2 separate regions of the Mus musculus genome follow, and region 2 is linked to region 1. The links are chromatin loops, found by intact Hi-C in ENCODE. Cell type or tissue: heart. All regions are shown on one strand. Region 1 overlaps Ltbp1 (latent transforming growth factor beta binding protein 1). Region 2 overlaps Ttc27 (tetratricopeptide repeat domain 27).

Region 1 (2,500 bases):
TAATAATTCTCTCTCCTGGCACTTTCCCCTCATGGGTGCGAAGAAGGCAAAAGAAGTGAATTTGAATTTGTTCGTTTTAAAAAACAGGACTGGCTTGAAATGAGTTCTATATTTACCAAGTGAGTTTATAGCAGGCCAGATAGTTGCTAAATATAGAGGAGGTCTTGTAAAAGTCCACGCAGAAGGGACGCCTTCTACTTTTAAAGTTCTTGAGAAATGACTACTTGACATTTATCTCCTGGTTTGGATGAGAGAAATGCCGAGTGAAGTCCCCACCACGAAGGAGGAGAGGCAATGTGGAGCTTCAACTCTGTCAGGTTCCTGCCTTCCTGGCAACAATTACTGCCCTTGGGAATCTTTGAAACAGACCTGCGCTTTGCCACCAATGGCGATGGGTACCTTAGAGTGCTCTGCCCTCCACAAAGACAGCGGCAGCCCAGGAGTTTGCTCTCTGTATTTGAACTTTTCCTCACCTTCCTCCATTTTGGTTCCCCACAATAAGAAAGCTCGTTGTAAAGCTATGTCAAGAGCTGAAGCCTTAAGCTGGGCAGTGGTGGCGCATGCCTTAGAGAGAGATTTCTCCTGTTCTGCAGCGTGAATACTTGCTATTGGTGCCTCGATAGAACGTATTAAAACAGCCAAAGGATTTCCAGTGCACGAATCGCTACTGTCACAAAGTGATCTCTAAGACTTACAGCAGCCCCTGCTGTAAGTGGACCCCTCACAGAGGTGATGCCTCGCCTGCACTTCTGTTCGGAGCTTCCCTGCGTTTACAACATTCTTCGTACTTTTCCTTGCAGTTTCTCTTCCCTGCACACAGAGGCATACAGGGGGAGCTTCAGCAGAGCTTTGCATAACATTAGAAAACGTTTTTCCGAAACGCTAAAGTGGGCACTACACAGCTACAGTCCTCATGCTAAGAGGTGGAGACAGGTGTTCCCTTGAGCTTGTTGGCCAGCCATGTTACCAGGCTGAGTGAGAAACACCGTTTCAACAAAGAAACAAAGAAACAAACAAGCAAGCGGTAGAGAGACTGGAGAGATGGCTCAGCGGTTAAGAGCACTCAGTACCCTTGGAGAGAACCCAGGTTTAGTTTCCAGTACTAACCTATACGGCTGCTCACAACTGTAACTCCATTTCCAGGAGTTTCTACGCCCTCTTTTGGCCTCTGTGAGTACTGCACCCACGTGGCTTCCAGCTATATATGCAGGCAAATCACATACAAAAAGAATAATGTGGATGTGATAGAGAAAGACAATGACGTCGACTTCTGGCCTCAGCATGCGTATGTGCAAAAGTGATGAAAGCCTTTTAACGTTTTCTTTTCTCTTTTTGCCTGGAGAGGAAAGGTATTGATAGTGGTAAAGGCGCTGCCTGCAGTGTGTTCCATGGGTACTTAGAGTGTGAGTCGCACTCCACTGGGCTTACACTGCTTGTGTTTGTAAAGTCCCAGACAGTTTGGTGCTGAGTTGGCCTTTCCTTAGTGCTCTTCACCTGCCTGACAAGTCTGAGAGGCAGATGCAGGCTTTGCTGTCGGCCTGATGGTGCGGAAGAAGAGGACTGTGGCATCATCCCAAGGCTCCGTTGGAATACGAACTAAAACAGGACCAGTGATTGTTTTTATCACCATATATGTCTTCCCACCTTTCAAGCTTGAGGTCACCTGGGACTGATGAGCAAAGGCATTCTTATGCGCCATCCATGTTAAGAACAGGACATTTCACCGGGTGGTGGTGGCACATGCCTTTAGTCCCAGCACTCAGGAGGCAGAGGCAGGTGGATTTCTGAGTTTGAGGCCAGCCTGGTCTACAAAGTGAGTTCCACCCCACCCCCTGTTTTAAATGTGGGTGCTGGGATCAAAGTCAGGCCTGCAGGCTTATGCAGTAAGCACTCCCATCCACTGAGTCACCTTCCCGGTCCCCTGAGGGACTGGAATAAAAGAACTCTCGAGGTAGACTTTGAAGGAAGAATAGACCATAAGGTGAGATGGGGGAGATGGCCCGTGTTCTTTGAGAGCTCTGTACACTGCTAGGCCCCATGAGAAAAGAGTGTCCTCAAGCAGTTTGATAAAGAACCGACGATTGCCTTGACTTAAATTCTGGTCAATTATGTTGAAAGACTTCTGATAGGAACTCAAAAATTTTCATCTAAAAAGGGCAAGTGCTAGTTTGGGTCCAGTCTGTTCCCCAGTTTAGTTGTTTCATATCTGCACAGTGGAATGACGCTGTGTGATGGATGGTAAGAGCCGGTGTTTACTGGGTGTCTGTGCTGTGCCAAGCATTGCTCTCATTGCTTTGGGGGACGATATTATTTAATCTTTTCAAAAGAATGTGAAATAGATACTGCTTGTCCTAGTATGTTTTATGCTGCTATAGCAAAATACCTGAATCTGAATACAAAGAAAAGTGGTTGGTTTATCGCTCTGGAGGATGATAGCCCAAGACTGGGTGACCATGTAGGTATGGAGGGAAGAGAAGGAAAGGACAGAGAGGAGAGGAAA
Region 2 (2,500 bases), 340 kb before region 1:
TTGCTTCCAGGCTCCCTTTGCTTGCGGAATGGATTTTCTTGCAGAAGCTGCCAAATAGAGCTGGAGAGATGGCCAGTGCTCTTCCAGAGGGTCTGGACTCAGTTTCCAGTACATGATAGCAGCTCACAGGAGAGCCAATATTCTCTTCTGGTTTCTATAGACATCTACTTTGATGTGCATAGAATCACACACACACATATATAGTTAAAATGAAAAATAGAATCATAAAAAATTACCAAACCAAATCTCTTAGTGTAAAGGAGTATTTGAATACAAATGTACTTGAGGTTAGTAATGAATTTCTGATTTACAAAGCTGGGGTTTGATTTTGGCTGTGCCTGGTTCCAAGACCCATATTCTTTGACATCCTGAGTCTAGTGCAGTGTGACTGTGTGTGTTTAGTAGGGAGTCAAGGGAATGGGGGTTCCTATAGCTCTGGTGGAGGCACACTGATCAGTCTGTGAATGAGGCAGCACACAGTGAAGGCATGAGTGAACTGCAGGAATCTGGATTTGTTTTTGGAGTCTGTTACCTTCAAGGGTTTATCTGTATATTAATAAGTAGGCTAGCAGAGTGGGAAGGATTGTAATATACATAGTAATTTTACTCAACTAGGTGATTGGTTCAAACTACCCAACTTTTGTTTTATTTTGGATAGAAATATATAAGCATTTGCTATTTTAGTAAAAATGGACATCTATACATGATTTAAAAGGAAATATAGTCAGTATTTAAAAATTGGCTTATTTGTATGTTTGTCTTTGGTTTTTGAGAATTTTTAGGTAGTGACAGCACATGGGACAGTTGACACAAGAAAGTTAAACCATAAGAGGTTAAGTGTTGCATGTGTGTCAACAGTTTCTCTGTTCTGAGACCTAACCCTGACTAGAGAGAGCAGATGAGTATAGTGGTGTGGCCTGCTGAACCAGCCATAATGGGCTGAAGCAGGATAATCTCTTGAGCCCCAAATTTCTGTTTGAACTAAGACAACATAGTGAGCTCCTGCCTTAAAACAAAATAGCACCCCCAAACCAGTTAATTTGCTTTTCTGTACAATAATACATATCAGATGCACCCAATTTACTTTTAAAGTTTATTTTGTTTTACTTTTTATGTGTGGGAGTTTTACCTACATGTATGTATGTATGTGACCCACATGTGTAAGGTGGCCTCACAGGCCAGAAGAGGGCACTGTATCCCTTAGAACTGGAGTTAGGTTAGATGGTAGTGAGCTGCCATGAGGGAACTGGGAAATTGGACAAGGGCTCTTTGGAAGAGCAGCCAGTGCTCTTAACCCTGACCATACTTTTTTTAGGTAACAAAATTGAACAAGTTACCTTTTTTTTTCAGTCCTTGGCTTTCATGTTTCTCCTTTGAGCCTAGGTGTGACATTCTCTTTAGAATGGAGGGAGAGGTGGAGCTTGGAAAAATGAGGACACAGTACCTATTTTGTAGGCAGTGTGTTGTCTTCTGATTTTAGCAAGTAAGAACTATGTAAACTTGGTCTTTCCTGGTTTATGCCACCACATGTTTTTGAAATGAAGTGAGGTTACTCTGTAAAAGAACTGTGCAAGGGAGCAGCCTTGTAGTTCACGAAGCAGGACAAAAGTTTGAAGCCAGGGAGGGGTGCATTGACTGTCATTGATGGTGATGGGAGCCAAGGTGGTTTTCCTGGAGGACAAGGAAGGCATTTGGAAGAGAGTGTTATGAGAACCCAGTCCACTATTGAACTTTATATAATGACAGTTGCATTATACTCCAAAGGCTGTTATACAATTTCTTATACTTCACTGTGCTTTTGTGGGAAATTGATTATTGAAAAGGAAGGCCAGGTGTTGTTACTAGGAGTTTTTTGTTTTTAAAGCAAACCTAATTTGGTGTAATTTTGATAAAGTTATATTTATTCCTCTTCCACATTGTCTCATATTAATACACCTGTATCTGTTGCTACATCTGTAATATGTCTTAGTAACTAATCTTTGTAAGGAGTAGCCTTCATTATTAAGGAAAAAAAACTATAAAAACTCCTATGGTCCTTTAAAAGGTTGGAACCATATTGTGTGCTTTAGAAGGAATTTTTGTTTCTAGAAGTTATATTTCTATTAGTTAAAATTCAGTTCAAAAGCAGGAATGGTTAACTGAGGTAGTTGGAAATCTGTCTGTAGGTAACTCATACCCTCAGTGGCCTATGGCGTTTCTGCAGTGGGTTTGAGCACATCGTTTGCTTTGCCCTGCCACCAAGAATTTTTATGTTGTTCTTCTAGGCTAATTAACATTTATCACTTTATCTGGTCAAAAAAGAGTGGCTTTACATAAGTAGACATTTTAGCTATGTCTGAAGTGGTCTGTAATATTTCATAAATAATCTTATTTAAAAAATATTTTGGGGGCTGGAGAGATGACTCTGCGGTTAAGAGCACCAACTGCTCTTCCAGAGGTCCTGAGTTCAATTCCCAGTAACCAATGGTGGCTCACAACCATCTGTAATGGGCATCTGATA

Evidence for each region. A loop is a pair of places that touch in the nucleus more often than their neighbours do. Peaks named below come from ENCODE experiments on the same cell type or tissue, not always from the same donor. Only the 100,000 strongest peaks of a DNase experiment are listed, where the experiment ranks them.
Region 2: a loop joins it to region 1, with 4 times the contacts of the local background. A loop is called at or near these places in 7 of 42 quality-filtered maps.

What each region holds. Positions count from the first base shown.
Region 1 is chr17:75,074,331-75,076,830 of GRCm38, forward strand. The region is part of intron 3 of Ltbp1 (latent transforming growth factor beta binding protein 1); the gene reads left to right. Among named protein-coding and RNA genes, the nearest start is that of Ltbp1, 70 kb to the left of the region's middle. In heart, a CTCF peak has its summit at 1,168 (motif pointing left); no DNase peak of the experiment used is centred here; H3K27ac peaks cover 2,162 bases.
Region 2 is chr17:74,731,882-74,734,381 of GRCm38, forward strand. The region is part of intron 5 of Ttc27 (tetratricopeptide repeat domain 27); the gene reads left to right. Among named protein-coding and RNA genes, the nearest start is that of Ttc27, 15 kb to the left of the region's middle. In heart, a CTCF peak has its summit at 1,172 (motif pointing right); no DNase peak of the experiment used is centred here.